Linked DNA regions of Homo sapiens: region 1 is linked to region 2. A link is an interaction called in ENCODE POLR2A ChIA-PET data of the cell type or tissue named here. Cell type or tissue: IMR-90. All regions are shown on one strand. Links, peaks and the distances in the headings refer to the core of each region. The heading gives the core; the rest is flanking DNA. Region 1 has its middle 100 kb from the start of LINC02430. Region 2 overlaps LINC02355 (long intergenic non-protein coding RNA 2355).

Region 1 (8,515 bases), core at 2,178-7,177, 110 kb before region 2:
TGGTGTTCTATCAGCTAGACCACACTGTCTCTCTAAATTGCCAACCTGGATTAATAATTGTACATATGACATAATTCTAGTTTTTGCCTTTCTGTGCTGTTGAAGATGGGACATCTCTTCCAGTGAGCATGATGGAAACTTTTCTGTGTATATATCCAAATATATAATTAACGATGTTTTTTCCTTATACACAAGCAGAATAAAGACAACCAAACTCATTTGAGTTTGTTTCAATGCTAGAAGAAAATTAAGAAATTCATTGGTATTAGATAGGGAGCTATTAAATCAAAAATAATTTAAGGAAATGTATTTTGAGAATTAGCTAATCTAAATTATATTGGCTTCTACACATTGATGTCTTTCTTTTGTCGTCTGAGCTGCTTTATTCCAAAAGCAGAATTCTGTGCACACACAACTTCTATAGCTTCCTGTTTGCGCCAAACCATGATTACAGAAATAAGAATTCTGGGTCTTTCCATTGGCTCTTTCAGCCTGCGTGTGCCTATTTTTGAGCATGTAAAGACCAACATACGTCGTTTACAATAGGTTGGAAACTGCAGGACTTTCCTTCAGACTGAGAAGAAAATTGTCTATTTAATTCAGGGAAAATGAAGGTTTAAGATCAGGTAAAATATATTATTTTCTTTAATTACCAAGCCAGGAATCCATTTGGGATTATGAAAGAGAGGCAACCCTTGATACGCTAGTATTTCAGCCTCTACTCTTTCAAATACCTGTGTCTGTTTAAGACCAGCTGTTACACTAAATATTGCCCTACAGCTACATTAGCTGTACTTATGCAAAGTATTTTTGATGGTAGCAATTGTAACCATGTTTATAAAAGTAAAGTCCAGCTGACAATTGGACATATTGATGAGTGACAGAGAGGCTGGGTTAATTCTTTAAAATCAATTTTCATTAATATTATAGTCTTTTCTTTACACCTTTGTGTAGTATTTGAATTATCCACCACGATAAAGAGAAAAACGGTAGACCACAAATTCTTCGCTTGATAGGAACGAAGGGTTGAAGCAGTGTGGGAAGGTTGAGAAGGGATTTCCTAAATCACGAATCACTGAAGGAACATCTAAGGCCAGCAAGTGCCTTAGATGGAAGGTGGGGAATGCAGGGGAGACCACTTCCTAGCAGGGACTAGGGACACCCCACAGAGCTGATCCCTAGAAGGTAGCAGGTTGCTGCCTATCTTGTTTACTGCTGCCTTGGTTCCTAAACATGCTTTGCATCACCCACCAATTCTTCTTTTTTAAAGGACAAGATAAAGTTTTTATACTTCACTAGTGAATTTGAGCTAGACAGAAGACATAAAACACCAGGGAGAACAATTTCAGCCCCTGAATTAATTCACTGAAATGTAAAATGGGGATATAGGGTTGGCAGAGATCCAAATAGAAAAGAAATCTGAAAAGATAAAATGTGTGTGTATATATATATATTTGTGCACATCTAATCTCACTTAAGAATGTAAAGCTATATAAGTGAGGCTATAGAAAGAGAAAGGGGAGAGAAGGACATGTATGGTTGGTAGGAAAGATAACTATGCAAACTTTAAGTCCTAGATATTTAGGATTAAGGATTGGGGAGCGGGGGAAGTAAGTTATAAAATAAAAAGATGAACATGATAAAATATATGTAAAATCTTAGTGAATATACTGAACAGGAAGAGAAATACTGCATTTGTGACAGAAGATAATAGTGTTCCAGAGAATAGAGCATATTATTCAAGGGCTGTATATTTAGGCCATTGATAAAAGTCATCATCCAAGATCTTTAAAATAAAGCAGAGAAGTATCTTGCTGGATCATTGAAAATGCTGATAGTTATAAATGGATTTTCTTAAGTCATTGCTGCTTTGAGCCAAAACAAGACAGGTAACAGAAGAAGGTGAGGGAAAATACTGGAAAAGGACTCTGGAGGAAACCCTCATAATTTCACTTCCACCCTGGCTCTACCCTCTACAACCAGCAGAGCCTGTCCATTGACGGTGAATAAAGGCCCGAAAGCTTAAGCTGGCCCTCTGCCTCCTTCCCTGAGGTCCTGCTCTGCCTCCCTTGCTGCACTCGTCTTCCCTGTTTCTCAACTCCCTGCTCTGCCGCCAGCTTGACCTACACACTGCCCTCCTCTGGGAAGTAGCCTCCACTCCCACTCCCTCACCTTGTCTCAGGCCTTCCTCCTCAGTGGGAGGAGGTTCTCCTGCCTTGCCCTTAAGCTCTGCTTACCTTCAGGTGTCTAACATTACTACAGAGTAGGAATCCTACAACTCGCATCCTCCATACATGACCCAAAGGCTAAATAGCCAACTGGTCTGTGACTGTCATGCCATAAAAATGCTTTATCAAATTTGAAACACAAATGAGAAGCTTGGGTTTTAGTTATATTCTCAGGGACGTGGAAATTGCACTCTTTGTGGCTAGTTTACAGTCGTTAGCAAGCTACGCATTTCCACTGGATTATTCAAACCCTTTTAGTGATTGGCTGGTATTATTTTTATTTTTTATGACAATAAAGAACATGTAATGTGCAGATATCTAGTTCCAAGATGCAAACTCTTCAACTACTTTTATGTTTAAAACTTTTTCCCCATATCCTGAGGTCAATTCAATATTTAGTAGTAGTTTCTTCCAATTTTTATAGATTTTTTTTGAACATTGAACACTGACAATCCAGCTCAGATTGTATCTATTATCTATGCACCTATGCATCTTTGTATCTATGCATGTATGTATGTATATTTATCTATCTATCCATCTACCTACCTACCCATTTAAATTATTGGCTCTTATAACAGAATAAGTCCTCTTGTCCCAATATTTAATTCATCTTTTTCATTATTTTGGATAGTTCCTCACTGTTTATTTTTTCAGATGTATTTTTCAGTAAGTTTTCCAAAGTTACAAAATAAATTCCATTGGGAATTTTTGGGGACTGCATTTTGAAGATAGAAATTGATTTGGGAAGAATTGTATCATTACAATATTTAATCTTCCTAATAGGATAATCTAAGTTTTATGTCTGTGAAATGTGAAGACAATTTCCTTTCTGATATTATTATTTTTGGAAAAATGGCTGAGACTGAATATTAAATATTCTAGTATTGCTCATCTGGCTTACGGATGAACAGCATCTTTAGCTTCTCCTTCATCTCTCAGCTGCTTGCTCTTGGTGGAACTTGCTTTTGAGCACCTTCATTGAGGCGAACAGGGACCCAGTGGGGAACCAGCTTAATAGTTCCAGAGACAGGCTTAGTCATGACACATCAGGATATGAAGAGAACTTCCCTGTGACTGGCTGGGGGTCTGCCTTGCTGAGAGGTCACTAATTATGCCTATCCTCTCCTGCAGATTTTCCTACCCTTTTGTGAAGGCCTCTTCTCCATCTCCTCCACTCTGCCAGGTACATTAGCCTCAGTGTATGTTTGAGTTGAATTAAGAAACTGAAAGGAAGCTTGTCTCTGGGACTTCATGGTTGGCTTTTCCACTGTTAATGAAAATACCACACTAGGGAAAGGGAATAAAAAATAAACTTAAGGTATAGTTTTGAGGGAAAGTGTATTCTTTTAATAACTTTTTAAGTAGCTCGTTGCTACTTCTTGTTATCTCCATCAAAACTAACTGATTCACCTCTTTTTTTTTTTTTGGCTAGGAATTAATTTCTTTTTAAATAAACACACTCTCGACCAGGCACTTTTTCCTCACTATGAACACTGAATACTTTTTTTCTTTTTGATGAAAATAATTTCACTTCAAGGAGACAGATGGGAAGATACAAGCTCAACTATGAACATCTTGCAGGCCTGGTGGTTAAAGAGGTTGATAGGTCTGTGTGTTTCATTTTATCCTCCCACAGTCTCACCAATTGTTGGCAGTGCATGTGATGCCACCAGGCCCTGGTGTCAGCCCATGATGGCTATAGGAAAGACACAGCTTTTAAAATGCAAGTCTGAGTTTCTGAGATCCAGCAGATGCATGAGCGGGGGCAGTGGGTTACATAGTTCCTGCCTGTAATGCCTGGCTCTTGCATTCTCTGCAATCTCCCCTTATGCTAGTTAACCCCAAATTCTCCTTGAAGAAATGCTTGGGAATTTTATTTTAAGCAATATTACTGATATGAGTACTTTCCCTCCAATAGTTGCACTTAAAATATCCATTTAAGCATGATCCGTATGTCTGTTTTAAATGTTTATACCTGTAGTATTTACAATAGGAAATTGACATATTTTTATACAGCTTCAAAATATTCTGTTTCAAAATGAAAAACAAGGTAATATGAAAATCCTCCAGTTTTAACCTATTGTGTCAAGATAGCAGGAGAAAGGAGACAGAGTGAGATGTTGAGATTCTCCTTAAGCCTGTCTGGGATTAGTTTTCTTAGGGGACTCTCAAAGTCAAAGTCAGGTCACCTGAGTGCCAGGTCTGCTCAGCACAGACCAATGGCAGGCGTGTGTTCAGTAAATAGAGACAGCACAGTCCAGAGGCAAGCTCTTTGGAGCAGTCTTCAATTATATGTTGTTTATTGTTTAACCAAACTGCTTGCTATTCCAAAAGTGTTGGCCCTGTCTCTTTAGCTGCCTCGTGTTCAATTGCATTTTCACCACCTTCCTCAGCCACTGCGTGTTTTAGATCTATTTTTTATGTCAGGATAGCTTTTTCTCCTTGCTATTGCTTCAGAAAAATGCTGTGGGAAAAAAATGCTTCATAAGATTTTATCTTTCCCTCTTATTTATTTATTTTTTATTTTTGTTTGGCCGCTGGGTAACTCCTGTATACTCCTTTCAGACGCAACATGAGATTAGATTTTTTAGAAATTACACTGCCTGTCATGTCTGTATTAGAGCAATCTGTCATCTTCACATTGGAAACCCTGGATGCTGTCTCTAGCCCCTGTTTCTTTAGGACCTACATATAGTATTTTGGAACGTATAGTAATAGGGGTTGCAGGAACAATGTCAATAGCCTGTTATTCTTCATATGCTGTTCTAAATTATAGATATTACCAGACATCCCAGTGTGGCATTAGGAGATGATTCTACGGTTAACACAGGAGAACATTCACAGAAATACCAGGCAAAAGCAAATGAAAAGACTAAAATATATTGCTTCTATTACTTTTAAAAGCTGACTTGGATAGCAGCAGCAACTTGGTCATAGGTAGTAATACATTAGGCTCTATCTAATATTTCTTCTTTCCATTTTATAAATAAGTAAGTAAATATATGGCATACTTATCCTCCACTTCTCCTTCCCCCTCCAGGTTGGTCAGTGCTCAGCTTGGCAACTACCAAAATAAAGGTCTGTAATTCTTTCAGACATTTGCTAAAGGTAGGAGCCCAGTGGTAGCTTTAGAATAATATCTATTATTAAAGCACATCCATTTTGCAAAGAGGATCCATGCCAGGAAGCACTCCAAAGGACCCAGTCACATTTTATCTTAAGGAGGTTGGTATTTAAAATGTCAAAATGAAATAGTTCACACAGCTGAAGGAAAGCAGTGAAAAGGCAGGCAAATGAAGCAGTGTAACTTGAACTTCCAGAGTAGCTAACCCAAGGGTCTTACTTGCACACAGAAGCTGTGTGCTATTCACGAAGCAAGTTTTTCTGCAGTGATATGGATTGTGGAATAAGTGATTATGGCTGGGATCCTGTACACATCAAGTTGCAAAACACAAGCTTTATCTTTCCATTCATTCATATTTCTTGCAGACAAGTTATTTATAGCTGCAAAGAGTGGGACTCCATCATTAAATACGGATGCATGTTGTAGTCATTTGTGTGTTTCTGAGCACACGACTAGCATTTATTCCATGTTAAATACACTAAACGCTTAGCCAGAGCACAGTGAAGGTTATAAACATCTTACTCACGTGTCCATATATTTTTAAATCCAGAAATGTTATTTAAAATGAGCATATGTATTTAAAATTCTCTCATTACATGATTGGTTATAAATTCACAGACAATTGCATATAAAAGTTTTTCTAAAATACTATGTGGTAATGACATGAATCTATGGAAACAAATGAATACAGTCACATTGTCTTTAAAATCTGATGTTTTAAACAGTATGAGGAAAACATGAAAGTGCAAACCACACATGCTCTGGCAATCTAGAAAAATATTTTCCTCTTCACAAAGTCTATTTCTCTTACTCTTAATTCACAATTTAATCTTTTCTTTTTGTTATATATTGGATGTGAATTTTCAGTGGTTTGAAATATTTGAGCATTTCTGTCCCTCGCACCACAGAGATGTAAGCATACAAATTTCTCAGATTGTAATAAAACCTATTTGAAAACTGCATTTTGTGTATACCATTTTTTCATATTTGGTAGCACAATAATTACAAAGTCAGGACTGTATCTTTTATTTCTTATATTTTGGTGCAGTTTTAGAAACTATGAATTTCAGATATTTTACTTCCATTATGAAATTTGAAAATTAACAATATCATTTGACATTTGTCATATTCCAACTGTAACTTGAGCAGTTGTGTGCATAGATGTTCACAGAAGTATAATTTTTTTCAGATTTGCATAGCTAATGTATTGATTACACCATTTTCCACATCATGGAAGCAGTCAATCTTTTTTATATCCATCCATCTCATCAACCTTAATTGGTATTTACTTGGTGCTTACTGTATTGCATATATGGTACTGTGGTAATTGCATGTGAAGATTTAACTTTAAGTGAACAATTTGGTTCAGTAATATTGTGCTCACACACACACAAATACACATCAGTGTAAGGGAATCTATATGTGATTGAAACTAAATGTCTGTGCAAGCAGTGTGGGTCTGGCCTATTTGTCCAGCAGTCTCTGGATGTGCTGGAGCTTCTGCATTCATGAGTGAATATGCAGCAATGATATTTGGCGAGCACAGATGCATTTCTACCAGCTGCACTGCACTTTGGCATCTACCCAACAGCACCAGAAGGATATAGAGATCATTTGGCTGCTTTATTTATTTTCAGAGGTCATGTGTCAGTTGCATATATGTTTTATTAAATTAAAAAAATTTATTAACTACTACCTCCCCAACTCCAAAGCATCAAATAATTTTTTCTTATTTTAAAGCAAAAGTAATTTGGATATTATTGATAATTGATAATTTCACAATGTTAGTATTAACTATCAATCCATTATTGATGTTTCGCAGAAGGTATGCTACTTCTGCATGGAAATTTCACTGAATATTTTTATTTATTCTCTCAAATACTCCATCTGTTTGCATGAACGACATTCCTATCAAATCACTGGAGTTGTTTCCAGAATTTGGGAGGCAGAATATCACAACATGTAGAAGAACAACGAAGAAACTGAAAAATAATTACCACATTGAAAAACTTCTCTCGCGCTGTCCCCATCCCTGTTTATATACAACAATGAATAAAAACCCAAGTCATGTTTAGATAAGTATAGTTATTAGCTACCTAGCTGTTAAACAGGCACAATTTCTTTGAGACTTCAGTTAACAGTTGTCATTTGGTTGATAATTTGCATTCCTGATTCATAAGCCCAGCCCAGTCTTTAAATCTTCACATTTTGAGGGCACGTATGTGAGGAGGTGGCATATTTAACCTCTTAGTTCAAGTTAAATGTCGTGGGGAATGTGAAATCAGAAAAAAAGAAAAAACTCACATCAGTAAACATGGAGCCTTAGTTGGAATCAGGGAAGAGAGGGATACTAGAGGGGGCTGAGGCATGATGTGCAAAAACGAGAAAGCAAGTTATGTACAGATTGTTTGACTGTAATATGAAGGTCCTATTGCTTTTTAAATTAATGTTCCATAGTAGAGCTATGTTACAGCCAAAAATGTATACATAACACACCTCCCTGGGGCTTAAGAATGCTTGTGATTTACTTTCTTAAGAAGGAGGAAATTCCAGTTTTACTCGTTTATAGGTGTGCTGCATTTTTGTTCTGTTCAAGTAAGCCAAGAAGTACAGATTAACTAATGTAAAAAATGGCCTCCTTCTACAGAATGAAAATAATTTTTGTATTGGAAATTTAAACCTTATTTTATGATTCTTCCATGAAACCAAGGCAATGAAAATTGCTAAAATTAGTGTATGATCTCAATGGAGTAAATTAACCATTGCTTTAAGGTTAAAATAGTGAGTGAAGGATTGTACTTGAAAGCACAAAACAATACATTTGTGTACCAAAGGATTGCTTCTGCAGGAGAAGCCACAAAAGCAAGCCTCAAGAATTGGTTCAACCTCAGCAAATAGTGTCAGTTGGTATTATGCCCATGAAGGAGACAATATGATACGGCAAAAGGCATTTCTACCACCTCTAAAACTCCTGTTATACAAGTCACTGTTTATCTGTTCTGAACTCTTTGGGAATAAGAGGAGGGGGAACAGGCATTATGCTTTTTGCTTGTTGGCCCATTTGTTGTACCATTCCTGAGTTACAGATTTCAAATCTATAAACCCATTGGAAGTCTTTCCCCAGCAATATAGATGATGTCAAAGGAACCACTTACAGTAAGAG
Region 2 (8,515 bases), core at 1,328-6,327:
CTGGGTTCATACCATTCTCCTGCCTCAGCCTCCTGAGTAGCTGGGACTACAGGTGCCCACCACCATGCCCGGCTAATTTTTTTGTATTTTGTTTAGTAGGGATGGGGTTTCACTGTGTTAGCCAGGATGGTTTCGATCTCCTGACCTCGTGATCCACCTGCCTCAGCCTCCCAAAGTGCTGGGATTACAGGCATGAGGTAATGTAGTTATTTTTAATAACTGTTTTGCTAAAATAGTTGTGATCTATACAGGAAGCACTGTCTTTTCTAAATTGTGTCAGGTATGTACTGTCTTCAGTTTACACTTTCAGAGCACAGTTTCAATGGCTCACATATGCACACACAATCCTCAGGGTTGATGGTTAAGAAATAAATACTAATGACTTGGCTCTTCTGCAGCAGAGCTTCTCTGCTAAACCTCTTGGGTCTAGTCCTTGGGTGTACCATACTTAGAATTCCTTCCCAGAGCAGTTCAATCTTCTTGATATGGTGCCAGTTGGCATAGCTTCCTGGTGAATATGTCCCACAAGTGACATGACTAAAATGAGACAGCCCAAATCCACAGTTATCAGCTACTAATAATCCTGTCAAGGCAAGTCTTTGCTTAGAAACTTGGAAATTGTACTTGATACATCAAGATGACTTTATAGAACTGTAGCAATTTTTTTTCTACTACAGTGAATAATTCTCATGCAATATTCATATTTTGATTTTTGTTGTTGCATTTTAAGTGGTTGTGTTTATTTACATCAGAAAAAATATCACATGATCTTTCTTATATGGATATACCATTGAAAGAGCTCCATCCCAAGTCATTCCTTTCCATGATTTTCTATCTCACCTCCTTTTTTGGGTTTAATTTATATTTCTCACTCATTACAATTTGTAATTACTTTATTTCTTCATTTTACATCTGTTCCATAGGATACAGAATATGTCTGTTTTATTCACCATTGGATCAAACATTATAAATGACAATGTAAAGGCCCTTAATAACTATTTGTTTAATGAATGAGTGAATAAAGAAATGAATGGATGAAATAAAAGATAGGTATTAACAACTTAAGCAATCACCACTTTAGCTCTGCAAATACTTTTTGAGAAGTCCAACAAGAGGCAGTCTCTCTAATATTTTAAAATATTTTTCCACAGACAACTGGGCTGAGAATGGTAGGCTTTGGATGAAATCATTGGGGAAAGGGAGGAAAGGAGTGTGACTAAGTATGGGAATTATCTTTGTTTCAATTTGCCCTAATAAGTTCAAATTTCATACTGAGGTGGGGACAGAATAGTCTTTATTTTAAGAAAAAAAAAAAGCAGTTTTGTAATCTTTAGGCCAGTTTCTAGAACGACTATGGGCATTAGCAAAATCCTTGATCTGGAAGCCAGCCTTGAGGAGGTTCCTTTTGTGAGTCTTGTCCTCTCATAGCAAAGATTTGGATATTCCAAGCAGGCCTCAGTAGTCTGTGCAAGTGCTAATGTATGAATCAAAAGGGTGCCTGCTGACTGTCACCTACATGCTATTGACTTTAGAGTCAATATTCATAGAAAGCAAATGGAAATAAAGGTACTGGACAAAGTAAACTCTAATAACCTTCCTCAGGCCATTATCCAAAGTGAAAGGACTTAGAAACAAAGTCAAATACCACATGTTCTCATTTATAATTGGGAGCTAAACAATGGGAACATATGAGCATAGAGAGTGGAAGAGTAGACCCTGGAGACTCCAAAAGATAGTAGGGCGGCAGGGGACAGGGAGGTGTGTGTGGGGGGTGGGTGGTGATAGCTGCAAAATCACCTATTGGGTACAATGTTCACTATCTGGGTACACTAAAAGCCCAGAGTTTCCACTATGCTATATATGCATGTCAGATATCTGCACTTGTACCTCCTAAACATACAAAAATTTTTTAAAATTAAAAAAGTAATAATCATCTTCAGGGCAAATGTGAACTTGGTCACTGTGCTAAGTAAATGCTCATGTTAAATTTGAAACACTTTGTGAAAAGGTGTTTAGCTGTTTATTTTTTATATTTTTGCAAACAATATTTAAACAGAGACAGGTATCCAATGATTTAAATTTACCAATATATTACAGTATTATTTATGCTAAAAAATTAGACACAAATTGATTTTCCAAGAATCTGAAAATGGTTCAATGACTTATGATACATCCTTATGATAGAATGTTATGAATGTTATGAAGAGGGAAGCCCATGTTCCCCAGTCCCCATGTTCTCACTGTCACTTTCCATCACTTTCACACTTGGCCTTGTAAGAGAGCCTTTGCCCTCCTCACTACCTGTACTCCTCAAGGTCAGAGGAGTTACTAAACTCATTGGTACGAGTCTGATCTTCATCAGCTCACATTTTTCAGTAGTGTGGAATTCCTTTACCTCACAAGTGGTGACACAGTTTCAGCCTTTCAGCCTCTATTTCATTCTCTCTCCTTTCCTTGGGTCATGCTCTTTGGAGAACTGAAAGAAAGTTAGTGAGATTCTTCCCTGGGTCTTTTCTGCATGTAAATGCACACCTAGCTCAGGATCCATGGATTACCTGCTTGCTGTTCAGAATATAGATCTTAAAAACCTGATAAGGCAATTTCTCTATATATAATTTTTCATTTTTCAAATTGTAGTTATTTGTGGATCTCTATTTTCCAAGTAACTTAAGAAACTTTACTGAGTTCCTCAAATGTCTAAATAGATATTAACTAACCTTGCATTAAATTTATAGAAGAACATAGGTAGCATCATCTGTATAATGTAAACAACGTCTGTCTACAACCATGAGATGTCTTTCTATTTGTCTTTTATTAATGTAGTTTCCTCCAAGAAGATCTTAAGCTTTCTAAATAAAGTTAATACTTATATACCTTATAATTTTTGCTGTGTTTGTACATGATTTTTATTAATTATTTTTCTAGTTGCTTATTGCCAGTGCTGTATAATTTTGTAGGTTAATTTTATATCTGGCAGTATTTCTAAATGTTTTTATTAGTTCTTAAATGTTCTTGATTTTGTTTCTTTTTCTAGACAGTCATATACCATGTGTAAATAATCCATGACTTGCCTGCAACCTTAAAGAAAAGCAATATATAATTCACATTTTCTCCTACACTATCCTGGAAGTGAGGAACCTATGATGTTTTGTAAAAGCAACTCTATCTTCCAACAGTTTATCAGAAGTCCTACATTTTGGGGAAAATAAGGGTGATAATATATGTCACAGTCCACCTAACTCCTTGGTTTTGCTATTAATTGATTAAAAGTCAACAATCAAAAAGGAAAAAGAAGAGGAAAAAATTAACTTGGTAGTAGAGAGAGCAGGCACATATTTCACGCAGAAGGAATTTTTCAAATATAAACTTAATCTGCCCCCTCTTTCCTATCATATCCTGTTCCAAAGCATACATAAAGTGAGTTGCCATAGAAGAATTTGAGGCATCTCTCCCTCTCCTGGAAAGAAAGGGGGAAAGAGGTTGAAAGCATTACTTTCTTTAATGAATGAATGGATTTTGCCAAAGCACCCAGCCTGAAAGCAGACAGACAGTGCCTCACCACAAGAGGTCTTTCAGGACATGCGCGTGGAATTTCTTTGTAGTGTGGCTAAGCAGCTGGGCCATTCTGGGAGGACCAGGGGGAAAAGGGTAACACTGTGAGGTGAGCACAGTCCCATTCTGATCCCAAAGAGAAGTGCTATAATTCCTCTGTAACTATCCCTCCCCACCCTTCTACACCCCAGCCAGGGGGTTCTTATTTTCTACACACAGGAACACACACACATGCACACACACACATTCTTCAGAATCCAGATAAGGCACTGTGAGCTTGATGTTTGCCTTTCACAACCAATTACAAGTCAAGAAATTAAAACAAGATACCTCTTTGAACATTGGTCTGTCACTATTGGTATGGTTTTGCTTATTGTTTCTATAGAGACACTAGATTTCAACCATCTGCCTTGACCTTGAACTTTTTAAAATTACATCTATTTTCACAATTTTTGGTATTCCAGCCTTAGCTTTGTTCTACTGTGGCTATGGGTTCTGGTCCCTGCTGGCTGTCTTCTTGGCTGATGTTGTACTTGATTTGGCTCCATGAATTTCTTCTAGCTTCTTACTCATCCAGTGGTTGAGGTCAAGGTTGAAGGACTCTCTACATCCACATTTCTGCCATATTCTCTGACTATTCAATCTGCTTTCTAACTTCCACGAATCAACTGACCTCGACATCAAGTGTAAGCATGGAAGTAGGGGGGTAGTTTTCAAAATAGATTCATACTAAGTTAAAAAATTAACTATTCTCTCTAGTATGTGTATTCTAAAATGAAGATGAGACTGCTTTGGAGAGAGGAACTTTAATTAACGCCCCCTCTCCCTCCAGAAAGATTCTTATCGAATGCATCTTTTTAGGTGCAAAGAGAGAGACTCAACCATTAACTGAATATGAGCCTCAAGAATGCTACAGGTCAGTTTTGAAAGATTTTTCAAATGAAAAGAAATATAATAATCTCTGTAAGTAATTTTCATTTTCTAGTTCAAATCTAATGATTTTTTTTACTTTAGAGTTGTACCAGTAGAAAATTAAGTAAGAAGAGTAGCATTGGAAATGGAGAAAAAAATTAGTATACTTTACTTTACCTAGAAAGAGAGTATTTCTAAGGATAACAAATCAAACCATTTCAGACTGATCACAAAGAAGAACCCCCAATATACTTCATGCTTAATTCTTTAGGATCTAAGTTTCAATTATGTAAGAATCATATAGAAAGGTTATCTGATTAACAAGACAGAGAAAAAAAAATTCCCATTCACTATCTTATTTCTTATCCACTGTCACAAATATTATGTGATAGCTGATTCTTGCTAGTATAATTCTACTTAATCATTTTTATGAGAATTAGGTTGCCAAACTTCATCAAACAACTACTAAATATTGGAAAAATACAGGCTTCACAGTCACATTTAATTTAGTATTCTACAAAAAGATTATGTAAAAACTGTATTTATACATGCAAAGCAAATGGAAGAAATGGGGACATATATTTTCCTAGTAGTCTGTGGTGGCATCGACTTTAACCTTGGGATACCTGGAATAAAATGCCTTGTGATGGGAAGAATTGAGAAATTAACTCCAATTACTTTATTTAGAATATACAATACCTATTTCACTTAAAATTAAAGCACATATATATTTTTGGTGTTGCACTTAAAAAACACAAAAGAAAAAGCTGAACATATTAGGAATTAAGAAACCTATTTATTTTTTAGAGGAGTTGTTGGAAATCACCTACAAATTTGGATCATGATCTAGGTTGAGTAACATTTCTACATCTAGATTACTGTTATCTGTGATTCTAATTTATGATAACCTGACAGGTTAACTGTGGCTAAGAGATCTCTTTTGCTCAGTGGAATCTTGCTAACTGACTGCCTTTTGGAGGCAGAAAGCTGAATTTGTTAATATGAATAACACACTGGGAGGCTATGAACATTCAAGACAGGGTAATGGGCCTCAAACTAATTTTTATCTTCTTGTCATCCTGGATAGATTCCCTAAGAGACAATAATGAAAAGTGCAGAGAAAAAATTCCTACCAGATGAGAATAGTAAATTGTGTTTTGTCAGCCAGCTTTGGACTTTGTCTCTCCTCTTCTAAGGAATCATACAAAGAATGTGTGAGCTGAGGAGTATGAGGCGACATTTTTCTGAAACTGATAATGAACACAGAGCCAAAACTGCAACCCAAGGTCACAGATAATGGAAAATACACCATAGGCATTTTCATTGCCTTTATGTTTTTAATGATGTCCTCATTGTCTCTTATTGGGTTTTTGTTTTGTTTTCTTTTTACAGTTGCTTATGTTTCCTGCTCTTTGCCATTTGCTCTAAGGCTGCCACTAGCACTTCCATAAAATATCTTAATGGCCCCCCACAGGGCTTTGGTAGTGAAGGGTCTGCTAATGTTTCCATGATGACCCTGGTCTTGAAGATCTTTATATCACAGTCATCTTAATTTGCATTAGACCATGGGGAACATATCACGTAGGTCAGTCTTGGAAGCACTGTTTTTGGTATGTGTGAAAAAATTTATAGCTTAAATTCCTCAGCAGTTATGTAGCGCTAGAGCACTGAATCTAGTTACAGTAGCATTTGCTGGAGTTTTAGCTGAGTAACTTTCCATAAAAGTTAATTGGAATTACCTGAATGGAGCCTCAGGCAATGCTTTGAAAATAGAGACTAACCTTGTAATTGCCTTGTTCTCCTTTCACCTTCTTCTCTTGCCTTAAATGGTAGTGCTGTAGTTGATTAGCTAGAATGTCATCTTATAGATGAAGGCAGAATACATAATAATTAAAAATAAACTGTACCTTGGTCTAATAAAGGACTCCAATATAAATACAAGACAAAGCAGGTGTTTTGAAATGTCAGGGTGACCTAGAGTGGTGATAATAGAAAGATGCAAATGCCCATGGCACGAGCCCCTAGGAACAGATACCATCCCAGCATGGTGGTCTCGCACTTGACTTGGACTCAAAGGAAATTAGACACTACTTGGAAAAATATTCGCAGTCCATTCTCTTCTTATAAAATATAATAGCTGTTTCAAAAGTTTTATTTAAATCCCAATTTAAAGACTCAAGAAAAGAATAGAGAATACAAGGAAAAGGACCAGTAATACCCAAATTTATACATTGTTTGAATTTGGAAACATATTTTAGTATTTAATTATTTTTGAATCATCACAACAATATTGTGATTTACTAATAAGATTCTTATTTTCAAGCTAAATAAAGAAATGTTCTTCTGGCAGCATGAACGTTGCATACAAAACTGGATTCAAATCCTGCCCTATCATTTTCTAGGTGAGGGTTTGGGGGAAGTTACTAAATTTCTATGAACTTGCAAATAAACAATGTAGTGTCACCTTTACAGGACAGTTACAGGGGGTAAATGAGATTTATGCCTAGCCTCACACAATCCTAGCACATAGAAGGCAGGTAGAATGTTCTATCCTCTTGTTTTTTTTTTTCCTTTGAGAATATGAGGGCTCACTTACCATCTCATAGATGGTTAATAGCAGAGATTAAATTTAAAAATGAGTGTTCTGACTTTTGGCCTGAATTTGTTACCTTTCATACCTTGTTGCTTATAATTAAAGATAATTTGTCAAATATTCACACATAATTTTGCTTTAATTTACTCATTTTCTAATCAAACAAGAAAGTATGGTAGCTGAAGAATAATAATCCAGTACTAAGCATTATGGGAATAACAGATTAGGGAAATTTCTTTCCTTCCAAATGAATTTAAGAAAATTTAAGGAAATCAGAAAAATTACTACTATCTTGCCAAAAGTCATGGAAAATAACATGTAGCATCTGCCACAAAGTCCCACAGAAAACAAAAATATAGGATGTGAAATGTGAAGTAAAGAGGGTCAAACTATGTAGATAATAACAAATTTGACCTTTCCTTCTTAATATCTAAGTCACTCTCTAGTGAGTTAGTTATTTGATCGTATTACCCATTTTATTCACAGAAATGCACCTCAGGATGTGTTCTAAAGAAAGTACTTCAGAAAATCCTCAATTTGTAGTATAGCCCGATGTCTTGGTTTGCCCAGAACAGTCTCTGTTTAGGTCTGTTATTCTGGTGTAATTTTTAATAGTTCCACCTTTTCACTCTCAAAGGTATCCATATTTGTATGATAAATTACATGGTCATTCTATTAATTAAGGATACATGCTCCTGTCATGAGAATACGTAGGGTTCTGTCATAATTCTTAACCCAGTACCAGGCAGCATAGTTGCTTTGCCTATTGAGGTTCATTACTCCTTGTCACAATCCAACTTCTAGAGATTGTGAAATAGGAAGTGAAGCTGAGATTGAATATCAGGTCTGGTACAAAAGAATGCATGGTTTATAGAAGCAGGAGGAAGAGCGTCACTGTAGGATACATCCACTACATCAAAATTAAAGCATTAAAAAGCATTAATATCTTAAAAGAGTTTCTAGTAAGGAAAGCTAAATAGTGAAGAGCAGAGTATCTGAACAGAGCATTCAGATGATGGAAGTCAACCACAAGTAGGACCCAGTTACATGTACTCAGAGGCTCAGGTTTGAAGTACATAAGCAATCGTTGATAAAATTGTCAACATTGTAAATAGCCACATCGCTTAGTCCTATGAACCATTTTGATTAAGGTTCTGGGAAACCTTCCTGTTAGATTGTGCCTGGGAAAATGTATCATGCATTTGTTTCAACGTAATTAATTGTTTGTCTTAGTTTCTTGGAGTAAATAGATGAACTCCTGTATACTAGTTGCATTACTAGGTTGAACCATATAAAATTGTTGCTTTCCAACCATTTGGACTTAAAAAAGTGGAATTCCACCTGGTTTAACTTAATATAACATTTAAAAGATAGGATAAGGAAGAGAGGGAGCTTAATTCAGCAGATTAAATGATCTTGAAGCATTACTGAGTGTGAGAGGAGTAGAAGACAGGGAGA

Evidence for each region. ChIA-PET counts read pairs that join two places held together with the same protein. Peaks named below come from ENCODE experiments on the same cell type or tissue, not always from the same donor. Only the 100,000 strongest peaks of a DNase experiment are listed, where the experiment ranks them.
Region 1: POLR2A ChIA-PET joins it to region 2 with 6 read pairs; 2 of 35 experiments call an interaction of 5 or more read pairs at or near these places.

Annotation. Positions count from the first base shown.
Region 1 is chr4:149,048,930-149,057,444 of GRCh38, forward strand. No RefSeq gene overlaps it. Among named protein-coding and RNA genes, the nearest start is that of LINC02430, 100 kb to the right of the region's middle. In IMR-90, for the core only: no CTCF peak of the experiment used is centred there; no DNase peak of the experiment used is centred there.
Region 2 is chr4:149,160,969-149,169,483 of GRCh38, forward strand. The region is part of intron 2 of LINC02355 (long intergenic non-protein coding RNA 2355); the gene reads left to right. Among named protein-coding and RNA genes, the nearest start is that of LINC02355, 11 kb to the left of the region's middle. In IMR-90, for the core only: a CTCF peak has its summit at 3,542; a DNase peak (open chromatin) is centred at 3,493; H3K27ac peaks cover 1,921 bases.